3 separate regions of the Homo sapiens genome follow, and all the other regions are linked to region 1. A link is a loop called in an ENCODE intact Hi-C map of the cell type or tissue named here. Cell type or tissue: A673. All regions are shown on one strand. Each heading gives the region's core, and the rest is flanking DNA. Links, peaks and the distances in the headings are about the cores only.

Region 1 (8,045 bases), core at 1,888-6,887:
CTGAAAAGACTGTCCCCTTTTCATAGTTTTCACCGCTGGGTGTTTTCAGAAGCAATTTAAACACTGGCAAACATAAAGGGAAGCTTTTATCCCTTCTCTAACCACTGAAAGGAAGCCGTGGATTTAAACACCATATGAATGGTGGGGAACAGAGCCCAGAGACATAAAAGGTGGAGGGAAGGGTGAGATGTTGAAAGCCTGTGAGTTGACAGGGGGTAGAACACAGGCTAAGGTGATGGGATCGGAGCTTTGGAGGGTGAGGGAGGAGGAGGAGGGAAGAAACAGCTGGGTGCCAACCCCAGAAGGGCAGAAGGAAGGCAAACAGCTCTCCCGGGGAGGGAGGGAGGGAGGGAGGTGGGGGCAGGGGCGGAGGAAACCTGGGAGACTTCTGCACGGATGAAGTCACCACCTTTTTGGGAGGAGGATGAGAAAGAAGATGGCCTTTAGTTTGTATTCAAATCCAATACACTATTTAGAACACAATGTACTAAATGTCATATACAATTTAATTGTGTGTAATTAAAATTCCTATCAGCTAGGGAGAGCCTGAGGCACGGGTGCTGCACTTGCTGAAAGCCAGGACCGCAGAGTGTTCCACATCTCCTTCCCTTGTCGGTCTTTTGGCCCTAATTCCTCTCTGTCTTTTCCTCCCTTGCTTCTGTCTTTGTTCCTCTTGTCTCTGTCACCCTCCCCCCTCTTATTTCCTTCTTCCTCCTGTTTTGACCCCACAGGCAGCCTGGACTCTCACTCTGAAACAGCCAGGTGGCTCCCCTGCAGGAGGAGGGCTGTCGCTGCTGTCTGCAACCCCACCGGGCCTCCCAGAGCCGAGGTGACAGCCTGGGCCTCGGGGAAGCCCGTGTCTCATGGGCGGTTGTCCAGCTGCTCAGGCCTGCACAGGGGCGGGTCCCCTCCTAATCTTATCCTCACACAACCCTGGCAACCGCACAGGGCTGCCTGGTGTTTAGCAAGGGGAGGTGGAGTGTGGTCCTCCCCCAGGAGAGGCAGCAGGCGACTTCCCTATTGAAAACACAGCTGTGGCAAGGGAGATAGACAGGAAACCCGACCCAGCCCTCTGGCAGGGATTGCCGTGGGAGTGCCAACTACTGTGGAATAACAGGCCCAGCCCTGCAGGCTCGGGCACGCTGTGCTGTAGGCCACAGCAACCACAGGCTCTGAGGCCTCTGGCCGCTCCAGGAGGGAGGGGTGCCGGGACAGAGACGCCCTCAGGCCTGGGAAGGCAAACTTGGAGGTGGGGTGGAGGGGACTTGAGGACTGGGTGATAAAACCTGGTTTAGTTATTAGTGGAGTTAAATTATTCATTTCCTTGCTCCCTTTAAGTCTCAGTTTCTTCATCTGAAAAATGGATACAGTACTTGCCCTACTTACTTAAACAGGCTGTTTTGAGGACTGTATGGATGATGCCTTCCCGAGTTAGACCTAGGTTCAAACCTGAAACCCTACTGTTGCCACATGTTAGCTGACCTTGGTCTCTGTTTTCTCACCTGGGAGGGACAAGACTACAACCTACTTCCTAGCACCCTGTTAAGGCTGGAATGAGCTAGTGTAGTGCCTGGTTTATTATAAATTTCTCAGTAAATGTTACCCATTGTCATCATCAAATGGGACAGTTTTGTGCAAGCATTTTGTAAACTATGGTGTGTTCTTTAAAAATGTAGGACATTATTCTTATGCAGACTGGCTGAAATTCTGGGCTCCAAGCGACATTTGGTAAAGGGATTCCTCTTCCAATTTCCTCTCCCCCTAAGAAAGTTCCCCTTTCCTCCTGCGGTCTTCTGGAGGCTTCAGCAGGAGACTGCTCCCATGACCCCCTCCCCTCCCCTCTCCTCCCCTCCTGTACCCACCTGCCTTCCATGTTTCCTCTAGAGCCCAGCTGAATTCCTCCAAGGAGTCATGTGTCACTAGTCCAACCCCACCTTAATCTTTTTCTGGGTTCTCCTGTGACTTAGTTGTAACTGGTCTTTGCATGCCGCTGCTTATAGATTCACACTGCTTGAGTTCAAAGCCCACATCTTAACTCTGTGACCTTGGGGTAAGTAATTTAACCTTGCTAGGCCTCAGTTTTCTTATCTGGGAAATGGGACATTGCAATAGCTATCTCATCAGGCTGTTTAGAGGATCAGATGAGACCCTGTTCCTGAGGTGGTCAGCATGATGCCTGACACATTGTAAGTGCTCAATGGAGGGCAAGTATGGCTTTTATGCCACTGAGTGTTTAATATGAACGTTTTTATTCCCTGACTTGAGTGTAAGCTCTTTATTATTTTCCCTTTCCCTCCCTCCCTCCCTCCCTCCCTCCCTCCCTCCCTCCCTTCCTTCCTTCCTTCCTTCCTTCCTTCCTTTCTTGTGAGAGACAGGTCAAGTGTAAGCTTTTAAAGAGTGGATTATGAGCCTAGGCAACATGGCCAAACTCTGTCTCTACAAAAAATACAAAAATTAGCCAGGTATGGTAGTGCGCGCCTGTAGTCCAGGAGGCTGAGGTGGGAGGATTGTTTGAGCCCGGGAAGTCAAGGCTTCAGTGAGCTGTGTTCATGCCACTGCACTGTAGCCGGGGTGACAAAGCAAGACCTTGTCTCAAAAAGGAAAAAAAAAAAAAAAAGTCTTTTTTGCCATATCATGAATTGTGGTATACACGTAGTGGGTACTCAGGTACCTTGAATACACTTTCCCCTTCATTTTGGTTAGGTTGTCTGTAAATCTGCAGAGTGACGTTACTTCACAATGATGACATATTACTTTTCTTTATTTTCACAGGGGAGAGAACTAATATTTTAGTAAACACTTATTTTTGCATCATGCTGAAAACTTTTACATATTATCTCCTTTAACTTTCACAGGAAAATCAAACCCCTAGGGTAGGTGTAATTATCCCCATTTTACCCACAAGAAAACTAGGGCTCAAAAAGATTGAGTAACTTGACTAGGATTACGTAGCTGCCAGAGCTGGAATTCAGACTCAGGTCTGTTTGACTCTAAGATCTTGTTTCATTTTATTTAGATTGTTTGTGCCTTTCAGTAACACTGTCTTTGTAGAGCAGATTCTAAACTTTAATTTTATTTACTGTTTATACCAACAGCATATGAACCATTGGCGTTCAATAAAATTGGTAAACTGCCAATTGATTACCAAAAAAATCTGGAGGTGCAAAGTCCTTTGAACAAGCCAAAGCTTTAACCGAAAATAGTACATTGATCCCTGTGACCTATTGCACTAAAAGTTTGGTTATTTCTCTTGAAATGATTGGCTTAAAGGCTTCATCTTGTTTGCCACTTTGGAAGTATACTCCCTCCCCTGCTCCCAGTTGGAAAGATTGCTCCCAAGACCCAAGCCTTTTTATTTTAAGGAATCTTGGTTTATACAATACTGAACAATTACGATCTTTCGAGAATGAATCTTTTGAAAATAGTGAATCTCTGAGGAATGAAATTCCTTTGTAACAAAGGCAGCTGAGTATTAAATAAACCAAAAAATCAGCAGTGAAGTGCTGTTGGTGTGTCACCAGGCCTGGGGCCACATTCCCATTCCTTACACTCATATGCACGCACACGCGCGCGCGCGCGCGCGCACACACACACACACACGGTCACTCCTCTTTGTCCCAGAACCGTGGGATGTAAAAGACTTCAGGCACAGTGATGAAGCTAGCACATTCCGTTTTTACTGTCTTCCCTCCTTCCTCCTTCAGCCTTGGCTTCTGCTCTGCCAGGCCCCAGGGCCCTGCTCGATGCCACCCTCCTGGCCCCAGTGCAGAGGATCTGCTGGCAGTCCCCGCTGCTCAGTGGAGTTTTAGTCTGCATGTTACTCTGTAGGGCGTGTGCAAGGAGGGGAGGATGAGTGAGAGCTGAGATTGCATCGTCCCTGTTCTAAGGGCTTCCCTGAAGTTAAACCTGATACAGCCCTTTTAGGGTAACAATGTGAGATCAGAAGGGCAGCCAACAAGCCACGTGTCTAGCAGCCACCCTTGGGAAATGGAGTTGCTTGCTTTTCCATTAGACCCTTCTCCATACTAGAACTTCACATATGTTAAGCAATTAGACCATGCCCAGAACTGGACTAGAGAGAAAGTGATCACATTTTAATTATCAACAAGCTCAGTATCTACACGTTGATGAGAAGTATTCATACTCATAAAAGAAGGAAGCACCAATTCTTTTTTTTTTTGAGACAGGGTCTCTGTCTCCCAGGCTGGAGTGTAGCAGTGTGATCACAGCTCACTGCAGCCTCAACTTCTTGGGGCTCAGGTGATCCTCCTACCTCAGCCTTCTGAGTAGCTGGGACCACAGGTGTGAGCCACCACACCTGGCTAATTTTTGTATTTTTTTGTAGAGACGGGGTTTCACCGTGTTGCCCAGGCTGGTCTCAAATTCCTGGGCTTGAGTGACCTGCTGGCCTCAGCTTCTCACAGTGCTGGGATTACAGGCATGAGCCACCATGCCCAGCCACCAGTTCTTATAAACGTATCAACATGTATGTATCCCTCCAGATCCAACAAACCAAATAGAGAATTGTAGCAACCCAGAAAAGAGCGGTGCACGAGGCCAGGTGTTGTTAAGACACAGACTTGGAGCCAGACAGATCGGGTTCAAATCTTGACTCTGTCACTTAATAGCAATGTGACCCTGGGCAAGTGTCCTCTCTGTGCCTCAGTTTTCTCATTTGTAAATGAGGATAATAATAGTGCCTATGTTCTGGGGTTTGTTCTGAGAATTACATTAAATGGGTTAATATTTTTAAGGTGATTAAAATAGTGCCTAGCACATCATAAATTCTATTTAATGTTTGCCAAATATATATGTGTATGCGATCTTTCTCTGGTGTATATGTATCCCCATGATGTTAGATGCTGCAGCCTGAGGGCCCATAGTTAAATCAAAATGCTTTTGAATATAACACAGTCTAAGCCCCAAAACTCACCTTCATCTCTGCTCTGTTATCAAGGGTGTCTGCAAGCAAGGGGTACCTGGTGTCTTGTCCTGTAGTTGGATTCTTGCTGAACTGCAGAAACCCCATAGACTTACCAGTGCGGGAGGCCAATTTATCTTTATACCTCAAGAGTTCAGGCTTCTTATTAAACTATGTATGTTCACATTTAGAGATATTTACTATGTGCAATGCACTGTGGTGATATGAAGATGAATAAGACTTAGTCCCTGCTCAGGAATGGTGTTTGTATTCCATATACAGGTTTGATACCTGAGGGCAAGGGGTTAAGCATTTCTGCATACGCTAGACAACTCCTCATTGTTTTATAGGCTTTTCTCTCTGAAAGCAAAGTCCATTTCCCTGAATATCAGGAGAGGGCCATCTGCCATGCCAGAGTAGTGAATGAGAGGTATTTCCATTTGAGACTGCTATTTTCTGGTATATGTATGTTTTGTGAGAATCTACTCCTGAAATGTATTTGGCAATAGATAAATTTATAAAATAGAAGCTAGGTGGCTTGAGATAAAACATGTCCTTCTCTTCTTTTCCCCACAAAGTTTTCCTTTCTCTCCAATCCTTCAGATATGTTTTTTTCTAGACAATGATCATTAAAGCCAGATGTGGGCCTTTTCAAACTCACAACATGGCACAGGCTCAGATCTGGGAGAGTTGTAAATTCTTCTGGCATTTGAAGGGGCAGGCTTTCCCAGTAAAGACAGAAATATTCGGACTAGCACAGTTGGATTTTATACTGTATTTGTCTGTGTCTTAATTGGAATTCCTAAGATGTGATTTTTAACTTAATGGTCAATGACTTAGGTTGCAGTCTGTAGAATGGGGCCATGGACCATTAGTTATACCCTGTGCAGGAACTCTTTATGATAAAATATTGCTGTAACTTTCTGTTAATCTTACTTCCAGTTCCTTCCTGCTTTATTCCATAAAACATCTTGCCCAGTTTAGTTTCCTAAGCATAGCTCTGATAAAATTACTCTCCTCATGAAACTTCAATGATATCCCATTACTTAGAGTATCAAATATATCTTTAATTCAACATTCTTCAAAATATAGTACAACTCTAACTTCCAGCTTCTCCCACTAATCATATATGGTTTGTCATAATCATATGGATATAAATGTATGTATATATGTATTCCTGTATTCTAGCCAATGAGACTTTGTTTATTAAACACGTGATATATGTGAGGTACAGTATTAGACCCTGGGGGGTTCAAAGATAACTACGATTTTTATTCTAAAGTAGTTTAGGGTTTAGTAGTAGAACTAGGCATTTGAGTAAAAGCTAGAGGTAAAATGTGTTATTAGATACTAAAAGAGAGAAGTTGCCTGTATCGTCTACTCCTGGGCAAACCTCATGGTAAAAAAAAAGCCCTGGCTGGGCATGGTGGCTCACGCTTGTAATCCCAACACTTTGGGAGGCCAAGGTGGGTGGATCACTCGAGGTCAGGAGTTCAAGACCAGCCTGGCCAACATGGTGAAACCCCATCTATACTAAAAATACAAAAATTAGCCTGGTGTGGTGGTACACATCTGTAATCCCAGCTACTCGGGAGGCTGAGACGCAAGAATTGCTTGAACCTGGGAGGTGGAGGTTTGCAGTGAGCTGAGATCATGCCAGTGCACTCCAGCCTGGGTGAGAGAGTGAAACCCTGAAGATAGAAAGACGAAAGGAAAGAAGAAGGGAAAGAAGAAAGGAAAGAAGAAAGGAAAGCCTGGGTGGTGGTTTGTTTACTGGCTGTGAGTCTTCCTCTCAGCTTCTCCTGTCTGTTCTGGCTCCATGCTTTCCTCCAGCTCACACATAATCTACCCTCACCAGAGACCCAGTGCCCAATCCATGCAGCCCCTTCTCCCTGGCCCACCCTCCTTGCCACAGGTCAGGCTCTTGCTGTCCTGTCCTCTGGACTCTTGTCATCTCCCAAGTACCCTGCCTGCCCCAAATAGCTGCCAGAGTGGTTTTTCTGCAAACCTCAATCTGATCATGTTACTCCCCAGGTGAGATCCTCCACAGCTCCCTCTTGGCTACAAGATTAATCCAAACAAAAAGAAGTGTGAGGTGCCAGGCTGGTGACGATGAGACCCATGCTCAGTCTCTGGCACCTCTGTGCCCCCCTCGCCTGAAGTCTGAGTGCATGCTGGGGTGGTGTCCAGGCCTGAGGAGCAATCCTGCAACCTCCTTCCCTCCTCAGAGCTGCAGGCGACAGTGTCAGTGTCTCCCAGGGGCGAGCCCCAGCTGTCCACCTAGAAAAAGGGCCCCAGAAAGTGGTGGTGTCTCCTCCTCAATGCTTTCCAGCCCTCGATGCACGAACCATAGAGGAAGCTCCTTTGGCTGCTGGTTTCTGGGCTTCAGGCCTTCCTTTTCTTAGTCTGCTTCCCGTGGGCTCCTAGCAGTGTGGACCTCGTGGCTCTACCGCTGGCCTGCACTTCTCATCCTGCCTTGTTTAAACTTGATAACTGAACTCTGGACTCCTCCCTCTTGACTCACTGAGGGAAGTCTATGGATGTTCCCCTTGGAACTGCCCCCGTGAGAGGCTCTGTTACTGGGAAGGGGGAGCAGAGGTAGAAGAAGCTGGAGGGGTCAGCGGGAGTCAGTTTGCCCCATTCCCCATGCAAAGGAGCTTAAACTTCATCCTCAGCTGATGGGCAGGCATGGAGTGTCAGTAGGGGCGCCCCGTGGTCAGCGTTGTGTTTTAAAACGATCACTATCAGCAGTCGGGAGCCAGGGAGGCCAGTTGGGAGACTCAGAATTGAGGTGGGTGACAGCAAGAACCAGAAACAAGGCTGGGCACATGGCTTATGGCTGTAATCCCAGCACTTTGGGAAGCTGAGAGCTGAGGCAGGAGGCTTATTTGAGGGCAGGAGTTTGAGGCTGTAGTGAGCCATGATCATGCCACTGCACTCCAGCCTGGGCAACAGAACAGGACCCTGTCTCAAAAAAAAAAAACAAAAAAAAAACAAAAAAAAGAAAGAACTAGAACCATATTAATGTCCTGGCCGGTCAATGCAGTCATTGACCTTGATGCTGTGGGGCTCAGGTAGGCAGGTAAGAGGAAACACAGAGGAGCCGGGTTCCAGGATGGCACAA
Region 2 (8,045 bases), core at 1,267-6,266, 400 kb after region 1:
GAGGTTCATTCAACTTGCCAAAGACTCCTGGCTTTATCTTTCCCTATCATTATCTGGTTCATTAAGCACTCACTGGAACTTTCTTTTGCAGAAACTGTGGAAATTTGATACAATATAAGGAAAGGTCAGATGTGGGCAAGTGCTCATAATCTAAGAGAGAAACTGAAAAAAACACATATTAAAATTAGCTTATGAATATAAAAACAGGGTTCCTTTCCTAAGTACATTGTTTTGTTTTATTTATTTATTTTTAGAAATCAGCCTAGGGTCATCTTGAACTCCTGGCCTCAAGTGATCTTCCTGCTTCAGCCTCCAGAATAGCCAGGATTACAGGTGAGAGTCACCGAGAGCCACCGCACCTGGCCACATTTACTTTGTTTAATTCAATCTTAATGGATTGATCAAATAGAATATAGCATATTAATTTTTTAATGGAACCTGAAAGCTTAATGTGAGACATTGTTGACAGTGAAACATCTTTACATGCTGGTTGGCCCCCCTGTGATGAGGTTGATATTATCATCTTGTATTATCAAACACTTTATTTTCAACCTCTTTTCCATCACTCAGTTTACTCAATGCATTTGCTTTACTCCTTGCAGAGTTTAGACTCAGACGGTAGCCTTTGAAGTTCACAGACAGTACACCTGTGGCTCCTATGTGGTCACCCTTTCCCTTTTCCCAGCCACTGGCAACCCTGCAGACGTAGCCTAAGAATTCTCCAAGTGTGCTCTGGGTCACCATGACCAACCTGTCAGTGTTAAAATGAAACTTGGCACTGGTTGCCCTTACTGCCCTAGAGCCTATCACAAGTTTCTCTTTCTGCTGAGCATGGCCTCAGCTAAGAATCTTCAATCTTGTCTACTTTTTCTTTCTCATTCTGGGTGACAGAATAGCCCAGAAAAAAAATCAACTAACTACCAATGCACCCAAGCCTCTGCTTGGAAATTCTCTCATTGGTTTCTGGTTTATTTTATAGCATTTCCTTCTTTCTTTTCTTTATTTTCCATCACAACATCCACAATTCCTCTCCGTTGCATTTTTTTTTTTTTTTTGAGACAGAGTTTCACTCTTGTTGCCCAGGCTGGAGTGTAATGGCATGATCTTGGCTCACTGCAACCTCTGCCTCCCGGGTTCAAGCGATTCTCTTGCCTCAGCCTCCTGAGTAGCTGGGATTACAGGCATGCGCCACCATGCCTGGCTAATTTTGTATTTTTAGTAGAGAAAAGGTTTCTCCATGTTGGCCAAGCTGGTATCGAACTCCTGACCTCAGGTGATCCTCCAGCCTCGCCCTCCCAAAGTGCTGGGATTGCAGGTGTGAGCCACTGTGCCCAACTTTCTCCATTGCATTTTTAACTGTTTCTCCTGCATGTATCATATTTTGTTCTATGTTAACTTTTTGGTCTACCTATTATTCTCAATGGTAAAGACTTTGAAGAAATATAATTGGTCTCATCCTCATTGTTTGTTTCACAGCCCCTAGCATAGGCAGTGTTCAGTAAATATTTGACAACTATATTGTTGAATGTGAGGGCAGGACGAATTTGGGAATATCAGAGTGTGGGGTTCTGTGCAGCATGCATGCATTCATTCACTCATTCATTTATTCATTTAATAATCATGCCCCAGGTGCTGCAGTGTGTGATGGCTCTTACAGAGTTTCATGATTTAGAGAAGTTCCACAAATGGGAAGATGGAAGACTCTTAGAAACAAACTGTTCCCACCATAGCACTTTGTCCAGACATTGTTGAGTGTGGAAGGACTGATGGAAACTGAGTAGGCTCACAGATTTACTTGCAAGTGTCTTATGGTATTAGAAAGTTTAATATATTCTTCACAGTGTGATGAAGGGTTGTAAAATCTCATTTCTAATGATTTCATGAAATAGATAGCATGTAAGAAGACTTTTTTTGCGCCTGCTTTCTAGATATACAGTTTCACAAGATTTTTTGGTTGGTTTAGTATCTGCTCTTCAATGCTGTGTTGAAAATACACTTAAAAGAACCCCATTTTAACCTTGCAGAATGAGTTGCATGTGTTTTTCCTCATTTCTTTGCCCAAATATCAAGTTAAGAGAATCTCAGCCTTGTAATTATATACTAATACTACATGAGCTGCTGATTATCTGCATGCGATTCACTAATTATATTGTCTTTCCTCTTTCCTTACCTAAAGGTTACATTTACATAAAGGATATTCAAAGATAACACTTTATCATCAAAGTGGCTTCTGCCTTTAACATTTAAATTACAAAGTGTAATGAGAAGGACTAATCTGAGAGACATCTCAGTGATCGGATACAGGCTTTTTGACACTGTCATGAAATTATCTTCATCGAATAGCTATAAAATCCTAATGTCTCAATTACAAGCCTCACTTCCCACACCTTCTGTCTTTCTACTCGGTCTTTTGTAATCCTCCACTCAATTAAGATCACAAAAGTGGAAGAATTACAACAAACTTTTGTGCAGTTCCCAAAGTGAGCTGTGCATCAGAATCACCTGAGCGGTTTACACACACACACACACACACAGAGAGAGAGAGAGAGAGAGAGAGAGAGAGAGAAAGAGAATATTCTGTAAATCTAAGTTGCAGCCCAGGAATTGTATTTTAGAAAGCTTCTCAGGTGCTTTTGAGGCAAGCAAGGGTTGTAAAATAATGGCTTACTTAGTGAAGCAAGTTACATACAAGCTGCACAAAAGCAGGGGTTTAATGGTGATACACAAATAATATCCCAGAATCCAAGGACTTCTAAAAAAATAAGGTAGCCTTTTTTTTTTTTTTTTCCAGTTGGGCTCGTGCTACAAGCAAACGATTTCTCTCTAAGTCATTTTGGGGTATAAGTATCTCTCTACATCTTCCCTGCCCCTAATTACCACTGACTATAGCACCAGAGAATAATAGAGGCAGCTGTACACAATGTAAAAGACATCATTCCCTTAGTAAAAGAGGCAACCTCCATTTCAGAAAGATTCTGTGTTTGATTTTACATTTTTCTTAGCTCAGTTTCCCTCAGACCCCAAGGCAAGGACTTAGATGCAAGAGAGAGAGTAGAGAAAGTGAAACAGGGAAGGGAGAAAAGCCAATAAAGGGTGCATCATTGAGCAGGCTGCTTTTGTAGGTAACTGGGTCTCAGTCACCCTGGCTGGGGGATCTCCAGGAAATACTGTTGCCGCATCCCATGAGTTCCCCATCAGAAACTGAGAAAGCTAGAGTATTTATCCAATAGCAGCAGTCTCAGGCTGATTGATGGTTGCCCCTGGGGGCATTAAATCCCAGTCCCCTATTCTTGGAGGATGCCCTGTCATGAACTAGGCATGTACCTAGAGTGCCCAAAGAAGCCTTGAGCAGAGAAGCAGAGGTGTGGGTCCTTGAGTGCGGAAATTGTCCATGTGCATAAACTGTTCACCACTGCTGCAGGTGACTTCAGAGTGGGCTGAGGGAATATGGGGCAGGGTGTCTAACATCTGTGACAACATCTAAAGCCTTCATTTCGAGACATTTCCAGCTGGATATGGTGTGTGGTGTTTAATCTCAAAGGCCCAGGTGTACAGAAGTGATTCTGCCAGTACAGACTGATTTGGGACATGGTCAGCAGGAAAGAGAAGACAGAGGGGAACAAAGATAGAGACAGTTCCCTTCACTACAGCCATAGAAAGTGTCATTTAGTCCTAGGTAGGAGATAATGGATGGTGTTCTATTATTGGACTGTCTGCTCTCAGATCCTGTCTTTCCTATGTGCTGTATGTCAAGGAATACATTTTCCAGGTACATTTGCTTTCTGGCTTTCTAGATAGGTTTGGTGTTGCCAAAGATTGAAGGGCAGGAGAAAGGGAATGTCAGAGCATTTTTTCCCATTTTTCCCTTCTTTGAGGGCTGTCTCCAGCAGTTCCTCTATTTTCTCTGTGATTCCTGCTCCCACAGGATAGCCCCACTCTCCTGGTCTCAGCTCCTGCCAGGCAGCCCTGGCCAGAAATCTAGCTCCTGTTGGAAAGCCCCACACTCTGGGCTCTGGAACCCCATTCTCTACCTTACTTTATAGTTCTGGAGATCAGAATGCCAAAGTGACTCTCACTGGGCTGAAATTGAGAGGTTGGTAGGGCTACATTTCTTTCTGGAAGCTCTAGGAGAGAATGTGTTTTCTTGCCTTTTCTAGCTTCTAAAGGCTGTCCTCATTGCCCCTTACATTTTCAAAGCCAGCAATGGCTGGTCAAATCTTCATTACACGACACCTTTCTGATCTATTTTTCTGCTTCCCTCTTCCACATTTAAAGACCCTTTGATTTCTTTGGTCCCACCAAGATAATCCAGAATTATCTCCATATTTTAAGGTCAGCTGATTAGCAACCTTAATTCCATTTACTACCTTAATTCTCCTTTGCCATATAATGTAACATAGTCATAGTTTCTAGGAATTTAGACATGAACATCTTTGGGAAGCCATTATTTGGCCTGCCATACCACATTTCTCATATATCAACATCTCTGTTTCTTCTAAAAGACAATGCCTTCATGTCCTGGAAGTGTGCATAGTTATATCCCAGGAAAAAGAAGAAGCAGCTATGAGGAGAACAATGCAATAGTATTAAGAAGTGGGGCATTTAGGGGGTGATTAGGTTATCAGGGCATAACCCTTATGAATGGGATTAGTGTCCTTGTAAAAGGGGCTCAAGGGAGATTATTCTCCCCTTCCACCATTAAGGACACAGCAAGAAGGCACTGTCTTTGAAGCAGAAAACCCTTGTCAGACACTACATTTGCTGGTGGCTTAATCTTTGACCTTCCAGCTTCCAGAACTGTGAGAAATAAATTTCTGTTATTTATAGATTACCAGTCTCAGGTATTTTGTTTGTAGCAGCACAAATGGACTAACACAACTAGTGATTCATGTATTTTCTTTCAGCTTAAAAGGAAGATGAGTTCTCATTATATGTTTGTCAAATATTTAGTTCACATGAACATGATGTTATGTATAAAACATCTTCCCAGTGTAACATGGAGTATATGAAGTTGGATCTGAAATGCTTTTACACTCAAGAAAACTTTAAATCTACCATAGGCTTAAACATGTACACAATTTAGAAAACTGAATGGAGGGAATGAGAAGAGATGAGTGAAATTCTGTGTGTTATCACAGAATTGCTAAATCAGTCTCAAACTTCTAAATTCAAACAGTGGTGATTTGTCGATAACCTTAGAAATGTCTTTTAAATATCATCCTGGGGAGTGGGTAAGGGAAACAAAAGCTCCTGGGAGTTTTGGTTACAGGAAGTGAAATATATTACTCTATCTGAATTTAAAATTAAATGTGGGTTTTATTTTCTAATCATTTGGAGTAAATAGGATGCTCCCTTTTTCTATCTCTTTTTACTCCTTATGAATTCATCTAACAAATAGTTATTATCATGTGCCAGCCATATGGATTTCTCTGTATCATTTTTTCCTACTCTTTCAGGTCCATCTCCTGCTTCTCAGTAATTTGCCTTTTACTATTCCCTGTTTTAAATCCTATTAGCTACCCCTCCTTTTCCCCTTTTCGATAGCTATCTGTCCTTCATTTCAGAATAAAGTATTCCACTTTTGAGAAAGAAAAGAAACTTGCTATCTGAAGAATGAAAGCCCCCTTTAATGATTAGGCCCAAAGAGGCATTGAAATGCAATAGCAGGCATCTCACTTCTCCCCTTGAGCTAAATAACAGGTCATTGCTATGTGTGCTCTAGATTAACTGACACCAAGTAGTCATAGAATGCCATATGCTGGACACCATAACTCATATGTTATAGTTCAGCAATGCATAACTAATCACTAACTGTATTAGTCCATTCTCACACTGCTATAAAAATACTACCTGAGACTGGGTAATTCAGAAAGAAAGGAGTTTTAATTGACTCACAGTTCTGCATGGCTAGGGAGGCCTCAGGAAACTCACAATCACAGCAGAAGGCGAAGGGAAACTCAGGTACATCTTACATGGTGGCAGGAGGTGTGGGGAGGACACTGCCAAACACTTTTTTTTTTTTTTGAGATGGAGTCTCACTCTGTCACCCAGGCTGGAGTGCAGTGACACAATCTCAGCTCACTGCAACCTCCACCTCCTGGGTTCAAGCGATTCTTCTGCCTCAGCTTCCCAAGTAACTGGCATTACAGGTGCCACCATGCCCAGGTAATTTTTTGTATTTTTAGTAGAGACGCAATTTCACCATGTTGGCCAGGCTGGTCTGGAACTCCTGACCTCAAGTGATCCACCCGCCTCAGCCTCCCAAAGTACTGAGATTACAGGTGTCAGCCACCGTGCCTGGCTGCCAAACACTTTTAAACCATCAGATCTCATGAGAACTCACTCACTGTCATGAGAACAGCATGGGGGAAACCACCCCCATGATCTGATCACTTCCCACTGGGTCCCTCCCTCCACGCATGGGGATTACAATTTGAGATGAGATTTGAATGGGGACACAGAGCCAAACCATATCATTCTGCCCCGACCCCTCCCAAATCTCATGTCCTTTCCACATTTCAAAACCAATCATGCCTTTTCAACAGTCTCCCAAAGTCTTAACTCATTCTGGCATTAACTAAAAAGTCCAAGTCCAAAGTTTTATATGAGACGAGGCAAGTCCCTTCTGCCTATAGCTTGTAAAATCAAAAGCAAGTTAGTTACTTCCAAGATACAATGGGGTTACAGGCATTGGGTAAATGATTCCATTCCAAATGGGAGACAGTGGTTAAAACAAAGGGACCACAGACCCCATGCAAGTCTGAAATCCAAAAGGGCAGTCATTAAATCTTAAAGCTTTGAAATTATTTCCTTTGACTCCATGTCTTACATCCAGGGCACGCTGATGCAACAGGTAGGCTCCCAAGCCCTTGGGAAGCTCTGCCCTTGCAGTAATGCAGGGTATAGCCCCTTTGGCTGGTTTCACAGGCTGGTGTTGAGTGCCTATGGCTTTTCTAGGCTCATGGTGCAAGCTGTTTTTGGATCTACCATTTGGGGGTTTGGAGGATGGTGGCCCTCTTCTCACCGCTCCACTAGGCAGTGCCCTAGTGGGGACTCTGTGTGGGGGCTGCAATCCCACATTTCCCTTCTCCACTGCCCTAGCAGAGGTTCTCTATGAGGGCTCCACCCCTGCAGCAGACTTTTGCCTGGGCATCCCGGCATTTTCATACATCCTCTGAAATTCAGGCAGAGGTTCCCAAAGCTCAACTACTGTCTTTTGCTCATTTGCAAACCCAACACCATGCAGAGGCCATCAAGGTATGGGCTTGCACCCTCTGAAGCAAGGGCCTGAGCTGTACATTGGCCCCTTTTAGCCACAGCTAGAGCTGAGCAGCCAGGATGCAGGACACCATGTCCTAAGGATGCAAGGAGTAGTGGGGCCTAGGGCCAAGCCCATGAAATAATTTTTCCCTCCTAGCCCTCCAGGCTGTGACGGAAGGGGCTGTTGCCAAGATCTCTGACATGCCCTGGAGTCATTTTCCCTGTTGTCCTGGTGATTAACATTCGGCTCCTTGTTACTTATGCAAATTTCTGCAGCCAGCTTTAATTCCTCCTCAGAAAATGGGTTTTTCTTTTCTACCACATGGTCAGGCTGCAAATTTTCCAAACCTTTATGCTCTCCTCCCATTGTAATCATAAGTTCTAATTTCAAATCATCTCTCTCAAGTTCAAAGTTCCATAAGTCTTTAGGGCAAGGGTAAAATGCCACCAGTCTCTTTGCTAAAGCATAGCAAGGGTGACTTTTGCTCCAGTTCCCAATAAGTTCCTAATCTCCATCTGAGACCACCTCAGCCTGGACTTCATGATCCATATCACTATCAGCATTTTGTTCAAAACTATTCAACAAGTCTTTAGGAAGTCCCAAACTTTCCAATATCTTCCTGTCTTCAGAGCCTTCCAAACTGTTCCAACTTCTGCCTGTTATTCAGTTCTAAAGCTGTTTCCACATTTTCAGGTTATCTTTATAGCAATACCCCACTCCTGGTACCAATTTTTTGTATTAGTCCATTCCCACACTGCTATAAAGATACAACCTGAGACTGGGT
Region 3 (8,045 bases), core at 1,267-6,266, 140 kb after region 1:
GGGCTGGAGGAGCAAGTGAAGTGAAAAGCCCTTCACCGGCTCTCTGGCTGCTGTGTTGTGAACTGGTGGGGTGTCATGGCAGAGCCAAACCCAGAGATAAGATGTTTGGGAGATAACAAGGGATCTCTGCCACCATCTGCCAAGATTCCCCTTGTGTGTGTCACCCCTGAGACATGGCTGAGTGGTCGTTAAGGGGCAGGGGCTGTTCGGGGCAGGCTGCAAGCCAGCTGCTTGTTGTGTTCTAAGCAGCAGATCTAAAGGTGAGGGAGGAAGGAGCACTTGATTGTGAGCAAGTGTGGAGGTGATGTGTTTCTGGGAAAGAGTTGACATTCAGCAAAGATTATACCGTATTCTTTTACTTTGCATGTGCTATATTTGCTTCTGTGATCAGGCAAGTGCAATTCCTCAGGGGCTCTGAGGTTCATTTTCAGTATAATTGGGATGTGAAGACGCTGTGATTGGAGTCTTCGGCATGGTAGCAGAGGGACCCAGGGGAGATGCCTGGGCTAAGCCTCCTCGGCATACATCGGCACTACCCTGCTGCTGCCCTGAGCTGCAGCACCTGCTGTACAGCAAGAGGTTTAGCCCCACCTGCCGGGGAGGGGAAGAGAAGTTTCCCTTCTGAGGGAATGCTCCTCCTTGCCCACCAGTCAATTCCCGGGGAACAGTGCCTAAGCTTGACATGTATGACTGGGCTGGGAACCCTCCCCTCCATCCTTCCCCACCTGGACTCTTTGGATTCCCCACTTTTATTCACGGATGCCCTCTTCATCCCAGGCACCCAGGTGCAACGCCCTGGGGTCATCTCCAGAGAACTCTTCTTCTGGAGAATCGGGGTCTGGTTTGTACCTTCCAGCTATTGCTTCCCATTCCAGTCACCAGCCCAGCCCAGACCCTGAAGAGAGCCAGGAACTTCCAGCCCTGGGACAAATCAACATCCTGGTGTCTGAGTGGACGACGTTGCTAAGAGCACAAATGCTGCAGGTGTGGCCTCTGCCTAGGCAGCTCTAGCTGGACTCCAGGTTCTATTTTGGGCACTGGTGCACTTCTCAAAGGAAGATCGGCCAACTCTCAGAGGATGCGGCCTCTACCCACAACACACTTCCTTTTTTCTTTGTCATGTTCTGATTCCTTAGCATCTGTGTCATAGGATCTAGGATCGGGATAATGGCTTGCAACCATGTCAAAAATTTTCCTGGTGCTCCCAGGCCCCCACCTTGGAAACTCAAGTTGTATTTGTAAAACTAGTGAAAACCATTGGTTTGTTCCTCATGCATTCAGGGTATTCCTTGAACAGAAGTTTGCACACTTCAGCATGTGCATGTGAATCACCAGAAAACATCTCCAAAATTCAGACTGTAATTCCTGCCCTTAGGATTCTGGTTTGGGAGGGCTGGTTATGCTCCGTTTGGACATAACAAGATTTGTTACATGGTATTTTACTTATTTGCTATTTTGTTCAAGGATGTGAAGGATGGGTACCACCATAGTAACAGCTGATATTGATTGAATATTTGCTGTATCAGGCACTGTTCTTACTGTAACAACTCATTTAATTTTCCCAGTGTTCTATTATGCAGATACTGTTTTTTTTCCTTGAGGGTAGGGTCTTGCTCTGTCTCCCAGGCTGGAGTACAGTGGTGCGATTATGGCTCACTGCAGCCTCAAAGCCCTGGGCTCAAGTGATTCTTCTGCCTCAGCCTCCTGAAAGCTGGGACTACAGGCATATGCCACCATATCTAGCTAATTTTTTATTTTTCGTAAAGACAGGAATCTCCCTATGTTACCCAGGCTGTTCTCGAACTCCTGGCCTCTAACAATCCACCTGCCTTGGCCTCTCAAAGTGCTGGGATTGTCGGTGTGAGCCGCTGTACCTGGCTGTAGCTATGATGGTGTCTGTTTTTCAGATTAGGAAGCGGAGGCACAGGGAGTAAATGGCTGAGCCCGGACTGATTCCAGGCAGTCTCACCCCAGAGCATGGCTCCTTACCACTGTGCTCCTCTACCTTTCTGCTGTATATTCTGGGTGACTCAAGCTCTCTGTGCTCTGTAGGTAGAGATTTTATTTTATTTTATTTAAGAGAATGCTTTGCGTTTCTGATTTCTCATTGTCTTAGAACTGCACATATATCAGAGAGGCTGTTATGAAAGAAAACCCACACATATCTGGGTCTTGCATCTCTGCATCGAAAGCATGGTCTTATGAAGTAAGATGCGAGAGAGCTAGGCAGGGGGAACAGTTGGGACACTGTGAACTGTTGGTGCTCTGAGCTGTAAACTCTCCGGAGAGAGCTCTAAAGGAGAGTGCATTGTATCTGAACATGCAGGCCAAGGTGTGGTTCTCCTCCGAGATTCCTAAAGGGTCCTCCATTTCTGCCTGTGTCAACCAGCTAAGATCTGGCAGTGTGGACACATCTGCGGCCCTTCTGTGGCCTTGTTGATGGTCGAGGCGTGTGTTTGGAGTGTATGCACTTTGGTATTCACTTTGTATTCCTGTCCTCAAATGCACCTGCTTATTTCACAACTATCAAATACCTGCCGAGGATCCTGGGCCCTGGGAATAGGGGGAGAAATAAAACGAGGCCTGCTCTGAAGGAGGTGGTAGTCGACTAGAGAAAACAAATGTAGAATGAGAAATTACACTCCAGTACGGTGGTTTCTGTGTCTACAGTGCATTTTATTTGCAGCATCTTTTGGACATCGGTTCCAGTCACATCTACATGAGGCTCATCTAGATTTAAGGAAACTAGGGAAAATGCAGCGAGGTGTTAGTGTAACCACACTGGCCTGCTTTGGCCCCGCAGCCCAGTCGGCTTGTCTGGAGAGACCCTGGTGGGACAGTGAGTGGGTCATGAAGGCAAGGCCTGACGTGGTGGGTCTGGTGTGTGAGGAGAGAGCCTGCCTTCATGGAGGCCGGGCAGCCTCCCTTCTGTTGTGGGACTTTTCCTTAGTTCAGCTAAAGATGGGATCCTCGTCACACAGCCACAGAAAATTACACTCAGAGACAGTTTGAAGGGTGAGAATAATGGGATTTATTGGGCAAAAAGGAAAAAAAGTGGGGAACAGGGACTCAGCAGAACGAGAGTCCTTCTAGTATAGGCTTCCCGCCTCATGGATGAAATCCCAGGTTCTACCCAGGAAGAGGAGGGGCCGGACTCCTTCCTGCTGCAAATGACAGGAACTTCTGAGGCTCCACCCCATGGTGCATTCCTCCCAGTTCGCAGGTTGGCTGGAGTTTCTCTGGGGACCCCTTCCTACCTGGCTGTCTCACTGCTGTGGCTCAGACCAGTTGAGGCCATCCTGGCGTTTCTGAGACTGGAAGTTGGGGGTTGGCAGCAACCCTGGTGGATCTAGTGGGGTATTAGAATTGTAGTAGAGGCCAAGTGACCTTGGGGACCTCTTAGACTGAAAGCTTCATGAAGTCAGGGACCGAGTGGGGCTTGTCCATAGCCCTTGCTCCAGCACCTCAGCAGGGCCTGCACATTCAACGCATGCTTGGTGACTGAATGTGTTGAATGCCTTGGGGAGTGCTCCCTTCGGCCTTTGTTACAAGCATGTTGTTTGTTTTTGTTTTTGTTTTGAGACAGTGTCTCACTCTGTCTTCCAGGCTGGAGTGCAGTGGCACAGTCATGGCTCACTGCAGCCTTGACCTCCTGGGCTTTAGCAATCCTCCTACCTTAACCTTCCGAGTAGCTGGGACTACAGGGGTGTGCCTCCACGCCCAGCTAATTTTTGTATTTTTTGTAGATCTCTAGTGGATGATTCCCCATCCAAGGTGGCAGCTATGGAGCTAGACTACAGGATATCGGGGAGTGTGGGGTTGGACCAGGTGATGTCTGAGGCGATGTCTGGCTCTAATATTATGCCTGGCATGCAGCAGGATGTATTTGTTGAATTAAACAAATTCTACAAATCAAGGGAGCAAAAAAGCATCCCTATGACCCTTATACCTTTAGCTTTGTTTTCATCCATTCTTAAATTTCTCCTGGCTGCCGCAAGCAGATGACTGTCCTTTATCCCACAGATACCTGACTGCTGTATGCCAAACAATTTTTTTCTTCCACCAAGCTGTAATGCTCAACCGTTGCCACTAGAGGGCTGAGGTTTTGCACACTGGTGGTGCTGAAGACGCCTCCAAGTTCAAAGGTCTTCTGAGATACCCAGAGAGGCTCAGGCAAATGCCAGTGCTGGAAACTTGCTTAAGCGTAAGCAGCCAAGTGCATGCACCTCCACTGAGCTGGGGGCACTGGAGAAGGACAGTGGCTTCTGTACTGCTAACAGACCCCATGCAGGTAGTGGCTGAGATCTCTGTGTGGCCAACTAAGGACTGTGGAAGCATTTCACACCCTGGGTGAGGATGGTTATGGAAGGCAATAGAGGCTGCCTCACCACTGGGAGTGGCGAACAGTGTGAATCTCTGCTGGCCTTCTCTTTGAGTGCTGGGCATCTTTTATTTCAGTTTTACAGATGCAGAAATACACAAGAGGGAGTCAGGTCTCTACCAAGGAAAAACTGTATGCTTACCTTATGCCTCTCCCTACCGTGTTTGATCAGTTCTCTCTCTCTCCTCCCACCACCTCCCCACTGCCCTGCTCTGCCCCCTCTCTCCTATGTTACTTTCTTGGGTCTTGCCCTGTTTGGTGTCTGGCCATTACTTGGTGCTGCAGAGGAGACTCAGCCCCCAAGAGGCGGTACACTCACCTCTTGAAGGGCAATCCCCAGAGAAGCGCGAGAGAGACCTGGCTTGGCCTCCTTTCTCCTGCGCCTCTGTTCAGCGTTGTACTGGATTGCACGCGTGTTACAGAGCGTGCTGTGGAAGATGCTGAGCCAGCGGTGCCGAGCGTTTCCAGCCCTCTGAAGGCAGGGCCACGCAGCTCCCCATCACGTGGTGACACTCCCTCTGTGCTCCTGATGTGCTTATTTCCAAAATATGGTGGGTGGTGAGGTTTAGGCCCTGTTCCAATTCAGGGTAACATGTGGAGCAGGCTCAGCCCGGAAGGCTGTGCTATGGCAGCAGGTGCAGCACTCATTGTGGCCAGCGGATATTCACATCTGTTGGAGCCTAGAAACCTAAAGAAAAGCACATCCAAGCTCCAGTCATTTCCACCACTCCCTACTGCCATTCCCCACCCCATAACATGGAGGAATTTATGTTGCAGTACATTTTCTTTCTCTGGCCATCTCGCTCCAAGGGAATTAATAAGGACCAAATGGCCAAAGGGCAGGAAGCAGTGGGGAGATGCAGTGGAGAAGCATGGCCCATGTTTAATTTATAGATCAGATCATCTCTTCCCCTTGGCAGTATGCAGGCTATTTTGGGCATTGTGCTGGGTAGCCCTTTAGGGAATCCAGTTGTATTTAATTATATTCATATTTATTGAGCACCCATTGATCAGTCACAGCAAGCACATAATTATATGTGTTATAAAGAGTTAGATAAAGGCCCAGTCCTCGATCTCACGGTCTAAGATAGTAACTCTAACGTAAGACAGCAGAGGTTTTCAGTGGAGGTTCAATTCAAGGTCACGTTTGATTGGAGACATCACAGAGAGGTGGCACTTATATGGGCCTAACAGCATTTTGACAGATGAAGAGAAAGACAGAGGGATTAGTTCTGCCAACCTAAAGAAAGAACTGAGGCAACGTTAATACAGACAGTTTATCTGAGCCAAGGTTGAGGACAGCTGCCCGGGACACAATTCCAAGTTGCCTTGGGGAGTGCTCCCTTTGGCCTTTGTTACAAGCATGTTGTTTGTTTGTTTTTGTTTTTGTTTTGAGACGGTGTCTCACTCTGTCTTCCAGGCTGGAGTGCAGTGGCACAGTCGTGGCTCACTGCAGCCTTGACCTCCTGGGCTTTAGCAATCCTCCTACCTTAACCTCCCGAGTAGCTGGGACTACAGAGGTGTGCCTCCACGCCCAGCTAATTTTTGTATTTTTTGTAGAGACAGGGTCTTGCTCTGTTACCCAAGCTGGTCTCCAATTCCTGGACTCAAGCAACCCTCCTGCTTCGGCATCCTAAATTACTGGGATTACAGGCATGAGCCACCATGTCCAGTCTATTACAAGCAGGTTTTTAAAGGCAAAAGGGGACAAGGCTGAGCCAATACAAAGTTGTTTGACAGGAGTTCTCACCGGTTGACAGAAATAATATTTGTTAGTGATTGGCCCTACACTGGTGAACTATAGAGTATGAGTGCTGGTGTCCAGTGTGTGACATTTTATGACAATCTGGTGTCAGTTAGCCTAGAGCCCATATAGCATGTGGCCTCAAGAGGAAATGATTTAGCTCAAGAGAGGAATGAGACATGACTGCTGTCACACACATGGCCCCGTCACTTTTTTATTTTTATTTTTTTGAGACAGAGTCTTGCTCTGTCATGCAAGCCAGGGCGCAGTGGTGCAGTCTCGGCTCGCTGCAACCTCCACCTCCTGGGTCCAAGCGATTCTCCTGCTTCAGCCTCCTGAGTGGGGTTACAGGCACCCGCCGCCACACCCAGCTCACGTCTGTATTTTTAGTAGAGACAGGGTTTTACCATGTTGGCCAGGCTGGTCTTGAACTCCTGGCCTCAAGTGATCCGCTTGCTTCGGCATCCCAAAGTGCCGTAATTATAGGCGTGAGGCACTGTGCCCGTCCTACAGTCACATTTCAGTGCCTCTCTGGGCTTGATAATTAAAGGGGGCTTGAATTCCTCCGATAAAAAGTTTATTCTTCAGACCAAATAGTGAGGGTGTCTTGTGGAAAACCCTGAAGTAGTCTGGCTTGCTTGTCCATGGAGGTGGAACAGGAGTGTCTGACCACCCCCCTGCCTGGGCCTGGGTGTCGGGGTGGAGACTGGGGATGGGCAGAAGCTGGGACATCACTCACTGCCAGGGACTGGGTTCTGTGTGGCCAAGGCTGTGGCGGGAAATTATTACCTGAGACCAGATGTTCATGATGAGAACCAAAGCAGTGAACTGGGTTAGGGCCCTGTGGAGAAAGTGAAGCCTGGAAACTTGGGAGAATGTGTGTTAACCCCACTTCTAGAGAGGACAGAGGCTGGGACAGAGCCAAGGATGTGTGGCTGGGTGGCACAGGGGGAAGAGAAGGTGGGCTGGGAGCCAGCAGGGCAGAGGGAAGGGAAGGACAGCAGCTGTGGTTCCCAGATCAGCATAAGGAACCTGCAGGCACAGGGGCCCTGGTGTAAGGAGCCTGCAGGCACAGGGGCTGAGTGGGCCAGGTGGCTGGACAGATAGTGGCAGGTCGGTAAGAACAGAGTTAAAACTCAGCCAGGCTTTGGAACTGTTCTATCTTAGGGTACTGGTTACGGGAACGGGCAGGAATTTTTGGAGACATATACTGATGAATTCTGTTTCGGGCATGTTGAGGTTCTGGAGGAACCTGGGATGGAAACTGGATCTGGAGCTGGGGAGAGAGTGAAGAACCAGCCATGTCCAGGAGGGAGTGAAGCAGGCTAGAAATGGTAGTGGGCGGCTGGGCGCAGTGGCTCACGCCTGTAATCCCAACACTTTGGGATTCTTACCAAGACCCCGAGGCGGGTGGATCACCTGAGGTCAGGAGTTTGAGACCAGCCTGGCCAACATGGTGAAACCCTGTCTCTATTAAAATACAAAAATTAGCTGGGTGTGGTGGCGGGTACCTGTAATCCCAGCTACTAGGGACGCTGAGGCAGGAGAATCGCTCAAACCCAGGAGGCAGAGGTTGCAGTGAGCTGAGGTCATGCCACTGCACTCCAGCCTGGGTGACAGAGCCAGACTCTGTCTCAGGAAAAAAAAAAAAAAAAGAAAAGAAAATGGTAATGAGACCTGTGGGAAGGGATGAGTTTACCAAAGAAAAGAGCACAAAGGGAGAATATTTTCTGCTCATTTACTCATACATTAAATGTCTGTTTCGTGCCAGGTACTGTAATAGGCATTCTTCATTCTTCAGAGTCATTTAGGAGCAAAGCACACTGTTTGGGCTTGGGGAGTTTGCATATTGAGGCGAGGTTAGAGAAGGATATTGGAATACCGATTTTGCCTTGGCCCAATTACTTCCCCCCATGATGT

Evidence for each region. A loop is a pair of places that touch in the nucleus more often than their neighbours do. Peaks named below come from ENCODE experiments on the same cell type or tissue, not always from the same donor. Only the 100,000 strongest peaks of a DNase experiment are listed, where the experiment ranks them.
Region 2: a loop joins it to region 1, with 4 times the contacts of the local background. A loop is called at or near these places in 8 of 110 quality-filtered maps.
Region 3: it touches region 1 in a loop (2.8-fold over the local background); 49 of 110 quality-filtered maps call a loop at or near these places.

Annotation. Positions count from the first base shown.
Region 1 is chr1:224,502,705-224,510,749 of GRCh38, forward strand. It overlaps a transcript of CNIH3 not described here. Among named protein-coding and RNA genes, the nearest start is that of WDR26, 72 kb to the left of the region's middle. RefSeq lists an enhancer at 6,350-7,261. In A673, for the core only: no CTCF peak of the experiment used is centred there; no DNase peak of the experiment used is centred there; H3K27ac peaks cover 3,483 bases.
Region 2 is chr1:224,903,430-224,911,474 of GRCh38, forward strand. All of the region lies in intron 1 of LOC105373109 (a long non-coding RNA gene), which reads right to left. Among named protein-coding and RNA genes, the nearest start is that of DNAH14, 22 kb to the right of the region's middle. In A673, for the core only: no CTCF peak of the experiment used is centred there; no DNase peak of the experiment used is centred there; H3K27me3 peaks cover 1,481 bases.
Region 3 is chr1:224,640,650-224,648,694 of GRCh38, forward strand. All of the region lies in intron 1 of CNIH3 (cornichon family AMPA receptor auxiliary protein 3), which reads left to right. Among named protein-coding and RNA genes, the nearest start is that of CNIH3, 28 kb to the left of the region's middle. In A673, for the core only: CTCF peaks have their summits at 4,093 (motif pointing right) and 4,292; a DNase peak (open chromatin) is centred at 4,112.